2 separate regions of the Homo sapiens genome follow, and region 1 is linked to region 2. A link is an interaction called in ENCODE POLR2A ChIA-PET data of the cell type or tissue named here. Cell type or tissue: MCF 10A. All regions are shown on one strand. Each heading gives the region's core, and the rest is flanking DNA. Links, peaks and the distances in the headings are about the cores only. Region 1 has its middle 5.7 kb from the start of SLC25A13. Region 2 holds the start of LOC105375412 (a long non-coding RNA gene).

Region 1 (5,388 bases), core at 143-5,142, 180 kb after region 2:
TCCATTTCTAGCAGTGGGTCCTTAAGGGACTCAGGCAGTAGCAGCAGGAAATAAAAGAATGTGCTGCAAAGGCTAGCAACCCTGAGGCTGCAGTTGTGATTGTATCCAACTGACAAACAAGTTCAGACATGAATAATTTGGCCCAGTATCTTCAGATTGGAAAGCTACAGCTAGCACTAATAGTTTGTTCTTAAATACTCAAGTGCTTTCATGCTCTCTACTTTATCCGAGTTTAAATTTCCAGCTTCAAAAGTAGATTTTTCCACTTCTAAAATGGATCTATCTCCCTCCCTTTCTCTGCCCTCCTCCCCTTTCTGCTTTAGAAAGATCTTGGGAAAGCAAGCCTAGGTGTAAATGGTCTTCATCTGTGTAGCAGAATACTAGAAGGTTAGCTGGAAGGCATCTTAAGGAACAGTAGTTCTGACCTTCTCATTCTAGTATTATTAGTGGTATTTCTAATAGATTCCTATGTATCAGATGATTTATGTACATTTAATATCACAGCAACTTTGCAAAATGGATTTTTTAAAATCTCTGTTTAACAAATCAGAAGACTGAGGCTCAGAGAAGTTAATAACTGACCAAAGGTTGCATAGCCATAAATAGCAGAGGTGGGCCTCAAATAAAAATCTGTCTGATTTCTAATTCACCATGCTAGCTTAGGTTATTTAGACAGAGATTGATGGGGAAATAATAAGAGCCAGTCTCTCTCTCTCTCTTTTTATCTGTCTCTCTCCCTTTCTCTTTCTTTTCACATCATGATTAAGTGTAAAGGAGAATACGAAAGATAGAAATAATATTTGAATACAATGTTTTTTATGAAAACACAGGTCTCCTTCCTTAAACCCGTTTTGGTAAGATTATTTTACTTAACACTTAATTTCTTAAAAATTTTGTAGGACTTGTGATAAAATTTCAGCAATTCTTACAAAAGGAACTGCTATACTTAAAAGAAATGTCCCTTGCTGTGAGATGGCCAGGGTCCAAGAGCCCACTGTGTACATCCCTGGCTGCTGCTCCTTCTTCTTGGTCACATGATGGGCTGCTGAAGCACCTGCCACTTCTGATATATGCCTCTGAGTGCACTGAGAAACCAGGGTGGCCTAAATTTGATTTGTTACTGCCTTGAGTGGTATTGCTGGGCCCAGGGACCTTAGCCAGATTCGTAAACACAGACTTGGGCTTGATGCAAGACCAAGGGGGATTCTGGTTCTGGGCCAAAGAAAGTGGGTTTGACCTCTTTAAAGACTTTTGATGTAATTCCCCTGAGGAGTCAGTTTTACTTTACTGAGCTCATATAGGACTGTGGTTAAACCAAATATTCTACTCAAAGAACTAATACTTCTCTAAGGTTTGCTATGGACATTGGCAACATTTTCAGGACAAGGTGTGTTAGGCAAAATAATAGCTTCCCAAATATGTCCACGTCCCAATCTCTGGAACCTATGAATATATTACATGGCAAAAGAGAATTAAGATAGCAGATATATTTAAAGTTGCTAATTGTTATGGGTTGAATTTTGTCCTCCTAAAATTCCTATGTTGAAGTTCTAACCCCTCAGTACTTTGAAAGGTAACTGTATTTGGAGATAGAGTTTTCACAGAGGTAATTAAGTTAAAATGAGGTCATTAAGATGGGTCCTAATCCAATATGACTGGTGTCCTTATATGCAAAGACTAGGACACAGATATGCACAGAGAGAAGACACAGGGAGAAGATGGCCATCTGCAAGCCCAGAAGAGAGGCCTCAGGGGGAAGCAACCCTGCTGACACTTGACCTCAGACTCTAGCATCCAGAAATGTGAGACAGTGAATTTTTGTTGTGTAAGCCATCTGGTCTCTGGTATTTTATTTTGGCAGCTCTAGCAAACTAATACACAAATCAACTGACCCTAACATTGAGAGGCTATCCTGGATTATCAGGGTGAGCCCAATGCAATCACGTGGATCCTTAGATGTGGAAGAGGGAGGCAAAAAATGAGATGAGAGTGATGTGATATGAGAACTAGACTCTGCTGCTGGCTTTGAAGATGGAGAAAGTGGGTGAAGAACTAAGGAATGTAGACAGACTCTGGAAACTGAAAAGGGGAGGGAAAGGGATTCTGTCCTTGAGCCTCCAGAAAGCAACACAGCCCTGCTCTGCTCTCAGGAACTAGCTGTTTTAAGCATTTGCTCTCAGAGCATTTTATCTCAAAGCTTTGGAGATTTGTTTTCAGTTACACTTTCCCAAGGTGTCTTATGTTTCCTCATCCTGACTCACTTCCTACCTCCCCTTCCTTCCCTCTTAACTCTAAAATGTTGGCACAGCTCTCTCCTTTGGATCTACTAAGAAGCTAGGTCATATTCATTTCTGATCTACCTTTACTCCATTCTTAGGGAAGTCTTGTCATGTGTGATCTGATACTCGGCAGGATTCCAGACCCAAATGAATGCAACAGACAGCCTCTCTGTGTCCTTCAGTTGCAGAGTCTCAATTGTAAGGTCAGAATTTGGGAGCTTCTTATTCACATGGTGCTTCTTTAGCTCTGTCACACTATGTCCTTTACCAGCCCTGGCATTACCTTTGCAAACTGCAATCTACACAAGGAATCATTATTGCAATCCGTAGTTAGTTGTCTAAAATTTCCAGTCAACGATGTGCTTGGCAAGCATTGTTGCTGGATATCCTTTCCAGCAATCTAATCTGGGGAGCACGCTGGTAGTAGTAATGGTGCCTTTGTTTTCTTGTTTGTTTTAAATGAAGTTGAAGAGAATAAGATAGCTTAAAAGTAGGGTCAAAGGGCATCTACAAGGCGCAGGTATTCTGGAAAAGGTGAAAGCTCAGAGCAGGCCATGTTAGTCATTCTTCTGAACTCCCATGGCTTGGGCTCATGCTTAAGCTGTGTGCCTTGTTTGCATATAGCATTCCCCGTGATTTGAGTTGGCTGCTTTCCCAGCTGACAAGGTTGGCATATGGTGCTATAAAACACAGGTGGCTTTGGGGCCTGTACTGGTTTCCCAGGGCAGTTTTAACAGAGTACCACAAACTGGGTGCCCTCACACAACAGAAATTTATTCTCTAACAGTTTTGGAGGATAGAAGTCACAAACTGAGTTGTCAGCAGGGCCATGATCCCTCTGAGACTCTGGGTAGCATCCCTTCTTGCCTCCTGCTAACTTCTGGGGGGGTTGTTGATTCCTGGCATTCCTTGGCTTGCAGCTGCATCCCTCTAATCTCTGCCTTTGTTAACACATGGGACTCTCCCAGAGTATCTCTGTGTCTTCTTACAAAAACACCAGTTTATATTGGATTAAGGACCCACCCTACTCTGTATGAAATCAACTAATTACAACTTTAATTTCCAAATAAGGTCACAATTGGAGGCTGGTATTGTTTGGCTATGTCCCCACCCAAATCTCATTGTGAATTGTAGTTCCCATAATCCCCACATGTTGTGGTAGGGACCTGGTGGGAGGTAACCGAATCATGAGGGAGGTTACCCCCAGGCTGCTGTTCTCATGATAATGAGTGATAATGAGTAAGTTCTCATGAGATCTTATGGTTTCATAAGGGGCTTTTCCCCTTTGCTCAGCACTTCTCCTTTCTGCTGCCACGTGAAGGACATGTTTGCTTCCCCTTCTGTCATGATTGTAAGTTTCCTAAGGCCTCTCCAGCCATGCTGAACTGTGAGTCAATGAAACCTCTTTCCTTTATAAATTACCCAGTCTTGGGTATGTCTTTATTAGTAGCATGAGAACAAACTAATACGTAGGTACTGGGGAGTTAAGACTTTTGGATGACACAATTTAATCCATAACAGGGCCTTTTCAGTCAAAATTCAGTGCCAGCTACTGTTAATGGTAGGAAAGAGGGTAATCTGGGAATAGTGAAGAGGGACAAATATCAGGAGGGCATGTAAGCCTGTAATGATAAGAAAAAATGAAAGATACCTAGCCAGTTCACACTTTATCTTCTTAGATGATGTTTCACATCATGCTGTTATTTACAGATGAAATGGAGCCCAGGGAGCATCTTTGACTTCTTTATTTCTAGGTTCATGACAGTTTAATATTTTTAAAATTTCATATTTTGAGGAATTCTAGAATGAGGAGGGGAGCTTAATCAAGTAAGTATGACTCCAAATGTAAATTGAAATATACTTTTACAATATGTATCCATAGTGTGGTAGGTTTGGTAAACTGAATGATAGGCCCCCTAAATATGTCCATGTCCTGATCCTAATCCCTAGAGATTTTGAATGGTACTTTATGCAGTACAGACTTGGCAGATGTGATCAAATTAAGTATCTGGAGATGGAGAGAGTACTTTGGATTATCTAGGTGGGCTCTAAATGCAATCACACATGTCCTTATAAAAAGGAGGTAGAGGAAGGTTACAGACAGACAGGTCATGTGATAAAAGCAGAGTCAGATATATGGTGCTATGCCCATTGGCTCTGAAGGTGAAGAAGGGTGCCATGAGCCCTTAGACAAGACAAAGAAACATCATTCTCCTGTAAAGCCTCTGAGAGAGAACAGTCCTGCTGACACTTTGATTTTAGCCCCACAAGACTCACTTCGGACATCTGGCCTTCATAATGGTAAGAGAACAAATTTCTATTGTTTTAAGCTACCAAGTTTGTGGTAATTTGTTATGGCAGCCACAGGAAACTAACACAGAGTATAATTCATCGTTTTAAATGCAAAAATATGGTCAGGTGGGTGGTTCATGCCTATAATTTCGGCACTTTGGGAGGCCAAGGTGAGTGGATCACTTGAGTCCAGTAGTTCAAGACCAGGCTGGGCAACCTGGTAAAACCCCATCTCTACCAAAATATACAAAAATTAGCTGGGCATGGTGGTGTGTGCCTGTGGTCCCAGCGACTTGGGAGGCTGAAATGGGAGGATCAATTGAGCCCCAGAGATCAAGGCTGCAGTGAGCTGAGATCACGCTACTGCACTCCAACCTGGGCAACAGTCTTAAAAATAAATACATAAACAAAATAGGCCAGGCGCAATGACTCATGCCTGTAGCCCCAGCACTTTAGGAAGCTGAGGCAGGAGGATTGCTTGAGCCCAGGAGTCTGAGACCAGCCTGGGCAACATGGCAAAACCCCATCTCTACCAAAAAATATAAATTTAGATGGGTATGGCAGTGCATGCCTGTGGTTCCAACTACTTGGGAGGCTGAGGTGAGAGGATCCTTTGAGCCCAAGAGGAGGAGGTTGCAATGAGCTGAGATCACACCACTGCACTCCAGCCTGGGCAACAGGGTGAGACCCTGTCTCAAGAAATACAAAAACAAAAAATAAAGTAAAATAAATATGTCTTGATACACACACATAAGCACAGCAAGACATGAAAAAATACAGTAGAATGTTAACAATGGCTAACTCTATTGATAGGATT
Region 2 (5,388 bases), core at 166-5,165:
ATCCAGATTATACCAGATTGTACCAACTGTGATCCAACATACAGCTTCTCTTTTGAGATAGATTAGGTTTGGTTTCCTTTGCTTAAGCAAGTACAGTCATGTGTTACATAACCATGCTTTGGTCAGTGATGAACCACATATATGATAGTGGTCCCATAAGATTATAATACTGTCTTTTGACTGTACCTTTTCTATATTTAGATATGTTTAGATACACAAATATATAACCACTGTGTTACAATTGCCTATAGTGTTTGGTATAGTAACATGCTGTACAGGTTTGTAGCCTAAGAGCAATAAGTTAATCATATAGCCTAGATGTGTAGTAGGTTATTCCATCTAGGTTTGTGTAAGTACACTATGATGTTTGCACAACGACAAAATCACACACATTGCATTTCTCAGAACATATCCCCATTGTTAAGTGATACATGACTGTACTTCAAAGGTGGTGCACCTATCAAGAAACTATTGTAATGTGAATATCAATATCAGAAATAACTAAATCAGATTTCCTGTGGAAACCCAAGGGCGTATACAATAGATTTGAATTTAAAGTGATTGATAAAATGTAGTTTGGTGATTTTTATTATGGTAATTTATATGTAAGAAAAAATGTATCACTTTAACCATTTTTAAAATATATAGTTCAGCAGTATTAAGTATATCACATTTTTGTGAAACCATCACCACCATCCGTCCCCAGAACATTTTCATCTATTCCAGCTGAAAGTATGTACTTATTAAACATGAATTTCTTGTTCCTCCCCTCCCTCAATCCCTGGCTACCACCATCCTACTTTCTGTCTCTATGAATTTGCCTTGGATTCTAGATACCTCATTTAAATGGAATCATACAATATTTGTCCTTTTGCGTATGACTTATTTCACCTAGCATAACGTTGTCAAGGTCCATCCATGTTGTAGCATGCCCCAAAATTTTCTTCCGTTTTAAGGCTGAATAATATTCCATTGTATGTATATGTCAGATTTTGTTTATCCACTTATCCATTCTTGGATACTTGGGTTGCTTCTACCTTTTGGCTACTGTGAATAATGCTGCTATGAACATGGATGTCCAAATTGTAGTTTAGGTTGTTGAGACAATCTAGCATTTTGAACATGAGGTCAATGCATTTGGAGAAGCACAAGCTGTAGAGTTTGTTCTTCCATTGATTCAGTGTCAAAATCCACATTGATGCTGATAACTCATCATACATCAAATAACTAATTCTGATAATCAGTCCTTCAGTCTTTGTAACAACTAATGCTTATTAATGTGAAAATAAAATCTAAGCGATGTAAATGGGGATCTTGGCAATTTTACCTGAGCACAGATGATAATAAAGATTGCGTCTCTTGATTGGGAGGGGTGGCTCACTCCTGTAATCCCAGCACTTTGAGAGGCCAAGGCAGGTGGATCACTTGAGGCCAGGAGTTTAAGATCAGCCTGGTGAACCTGGAGAAACCCTGTCTCTACTGAAAAATACCAAAAAAAAAAAAAAAAAAAAAATTAGCTGGACGTGGTGGTGCATGCCTGTAATCCCAGCTACTTGGGAGGCTGAGGCACGAGAATCACTTGAACCTGGGAGATGGAAGTTGCAGTGAGCTGAGATTGTGCCACTGCACTCCAGCCTGGGTGACAGAACAAGACTGTCAAAAAAAAAAAAAAAGTTGTGTTTCTTGTAGTAAAAATTGTCATTTAATTTAAAAATAGATTCATAATCAAATCACTACACTTTTTCAAATCCCACCTGATTTAGAGTTATCAAGTAAAGACGTATTACAGAATACATCTTTATTTAAAATAAATTTTCCCAGATTTTCCATGTGGCTTCCTGAAGATTCTCCACAGTAGCTCTACCTGGGAGCTTCCTCTTATATCTTGTAGTATTTGGAATGAGGGTGATTTTCTTTGACCACATTCTATATTGTATTTATCCACCTTATGCCACTAGCTCTGTAGCCAAAAAGTGAACATGGTATTAATGGGATGCAGTCCTATTGACAGTAATAACAGTGTGGATTGCTAACCACATGATAAGATCAAGATGCATATTTGAATTGGCTGTATTTATGTTCCAGATGCAAGATGATTATCTGACAGCAGAGGCAACATGATTTAATACATAAGGCCCAGGGCCAGGAATTGGGAAATCTGGGTTTTATTCTTGGCTTCATCACTTAGGCCATGTATACATGAGTGGAGTATTTTGTAATTGCACTGTTCTCGTTGACCCCAAACTGCTTCCTGCCCTGCCCTGCCACCAGAAGTGTTTTATTACATTGTTATGATATCATTGCTTCTCTTCTTTCCCTCTATTTCTCTTATCTTTCCTCATCTTCCCTATTTCTTAATAAATTGTACTAAATTTGTATCATATGAGCAATACATAAATACATTTTATTATTTTTCAAAAACTTACAGAGAATATTGATTCCCCCTGAATCTCCACTCTTCCATTTCTAAGCAGCTCTCATTCTCTTGTTCCTAATCTTGTTCTTTTTCCTATCTGCTTTTATTTCATTGATTTTCTGATTGTAGAGACTCACCCCATTTCTACACTACCCTCTTTTTCATACCTACACCAGCTTGAGTTTCATATAAGATATTCCCAATATAATATATTCCTCTAAAATACACTAAGGCAAGGGGAGAAATATGCGAAGGGTGATAGAGAACACAAAAAGCAAACTAGGAAACAGAATGGAAAACTGGAAGAGTCCCAGGGATCTGTGGGATTGGATTCTGGGTGAACTGAAAACTGCTCTCAATGCATCCCATCCTATCAAGTAGGTAGTCAGCAGAATTTTCTGTTGACAATTCTGAGACGCCCTCTCAAGGAAACTTGTGATTTCCTTGAGAATCAGAGATCTTTGCATTTCTGGGTTGCTGTCATCCCCACTTTCATCAAAGAGATGCCCAGGTTGATTTCACATCCATGGGGACACTCTTCTGCCTCATCTAACCTCACCAGGAGGAAGAGGATAATAGGGAATGAAGAAGGTAAATCCACAATTAAAAGTGCCAGAAGACTAGGGATAGTAGCCATCATCCACAGCATTCTTCCCCCTTAGAAAGAGCATCACTGAAGAGGTCCAGCACTGGGCTGAAAGGGACTAAGAATGGTCATCTTGCCTGGGTAAATCTTAATTTTTTCCTAGGTCATGTAGGCAAAGAGGCTGAAAGGAGAAGGTTGGAGACTGGTTATGTTGGCCAGAATGTGCTGTTTGGGGTTGTGCTTTTCGTTCCTTTTGTGTTGCAGTAGTTATATGCTGAGTGATTCAGGATAGAGTTAGCATTTAGTAATTTTTACAGCAATAAAATATTATTGGCAAAAATAAAGACCCATGTTTCCTTGACCTGAATACTGCCGCAAAACTCAGGCAGTTTAGTAATTCTCAACTATATGGATATATACATACACACACATTTGAAAACATTATATATATTCTTTACCTTAAAAAATGGAGCAGGCAGGTGGCTGAAAGCTTAATATTACTGCTTTGCCACATACCACATAGGTTAATAAGTCAAACTGCTTCCTGTATTTCATATATTCAGAGGCTTTCATACTTTTTCTGTTGTCTTTTCCTCTAATTTTTTTTAATAAAGAGATAAAGTATTACAGGTGTAATTAAGTCCTTTTGGCACCATTCCCTGATCTCATTTCTTTCTCTTCCTATCTCTTTCCTAAGAGGTAACCAGCAGTCCAAAGTTGTGCATCTTTCCTGTTCATATTCTAAGTTTTAATTGCATCTGTGTGCATCCTGAACTAATATACAATACTGTTGAGTATTTTAAAATTTATAAGTATTGATTTATTCCATATATATCTTTCTTAAATGTGACCTTTGTACTCAACATTGTTCTTGAATTTTTATCACATATTTGTACCACTTCTCAATACTTGCAATTATATGTGCAAGTTCCTAATTCCCTTGTCATTGCTTCTATCTAATTGCAGATCCCAAAATGGGTAGGCTCTGTTTGACCTTGTGGAATTGTTGAAGATGCAGTTCTCAACAGCATCACTAGATGTTGTAAGTATATTAAATAAATTTAATAAGTGGGATCCATAACCTGATAATAGCATTTGTAATAACTTATAGGACTGGACCATCCTCTGACATTTAAATTTTGGAGTTTCCTTAGGTGACATTTTGAAGTTTTCTAACAGTAAGTCTAGAATATAATGATCATATAAAATTTGACATATATAATAACCAAGAAAAGGCCATAATATTTTAATTACATCACAGAAAAGATAGGTGTGTCTTATCATTTAAACAGTACTCCAAACATATTCTTACCAATTAATTTATTAGAATGTTAAAAGCCCATATCCAGACTTGGCTCAATCAATGAACACATCCAGAAGTAAGATTAATGTGTCCATATAAAATTTCCCTCTGAAAAGAACCAGAGGTCTTCGGAGAAGTGGCTGATTCTGTGACAAGAAATATACAAGATGATCTGGGAACATCTTGTCCTACAGATATCAAGTAAACTATCAAAAGACTTCTATGGTCATTTCAAAAGGACTCAGGAACCAAAATAAAGAGGCTCCAACTGACCAGAAATAGATTAAGTAGTGCGTCAATTCAGATAAAAACTGCAATGGATTAAAACTGATCAAATACATTTAAATCCATGGTCACCTTTGGAGAATGCAAGACATTGACAACTCATAATTTTGAAAATAGGTAAACAAACAGAAAGAATCAAGTATTTATCCCAGGTTCCCTATATATTATATGCCAATGGGTAACTGCTATGGTCTCAATGTTTGTGTCCCCCTAGAATTCACAGGTTGAAATCCTAATTCCCAAGGTGATGGTGTTAAGAGGTGAGGGTTTTGCGAGGTGGTTAGGTTAAGAAGCCTCCACCCTCAAGAGTTTGGATTAGTGCCCTTATAAGAGACCACAGAAAGACTCCTCTCCTTTTCTACTATGTGGACCCTCGCCAAACATTGAATTTTCTGATACTCTCGTCTTGGACTTCCCAGCCACCAGAAATGTGAGAAATCAATTTCTGTTGTTTATAATCCACCCAGTATATGGTATTTTGTTATAGCAGCCAAAACAGACTAAAATAGCAACAAAATAGGAAATGCAAGAAAATAGCTCTTTGAGTAAGTGTTATAGCTAATAAATAAAGAAGAGATGATAGAATTATAATAGTACTATTTTGCAACCTTTCATGAACTAATGGATTAACAATAGCTGCTAACATCTCACAATTAGAGATAACTCCTTATAAGGCCAGGCACAGTGGCTCACACCTGTAGTCCCAAAACTCTGGGAGGCTGAGGTGGGTGGATCACCTGAGGTCAGGAATTCAAGATTAGCCTGGCCAACATGGTGAAACCCTGTCTCTAATAAAAA

The links. Peaks named below come from ENCODE experiments on the same cell type or tissue, not always from the same donor. Only the 100,000 strongest peaks of a DNase experiment are listed, where the experiment ranks them.
Region 1: POLR2A ChIA-PET joins it to region 2 with 5 read pairs; 1 of 35 experiments calls an interaction of 5 or more read pairs at or near these places.

Annotation. Positions count from the first base shown.
Region 1 is chr7:96,325,111-96,330,498 of GRCh38, reverse strand. No RefSeq gene overlaps it. Among named protein-coding and RNA genes, the nearest start is that of SLC25A13, 5.7 kb to the right of the region's middle. RefSeq lists a silencer at 2,688-2,982. In MCF 10A, for the core only: no CTCF peak of the experiment used is centred there; DNase peaks (open chromatin) are centred at 2,318 and 2,908.
Region 2 is chr7:96,505,279-96,510,666 of GRCh38, reverse strand. LOC105375411 (a long non-coding RNA gene) reads right to left here. Exons shown (of 4, transcript XR_927780.2): 4 at 1,449-1,479. LOC105375412 (a long non-coding RNA gene) reads right to left here and starts at 1,436. Exons shown (of 3, transcript XR_927781.3): 1 at 1,328-1,436. It also overlaps a transcript of SEM1 not described here. In MCF 10A, for the core only: no CTCF peak of the experiment used is centred there; a DNase peak (open chromatin) is centred at 2,146.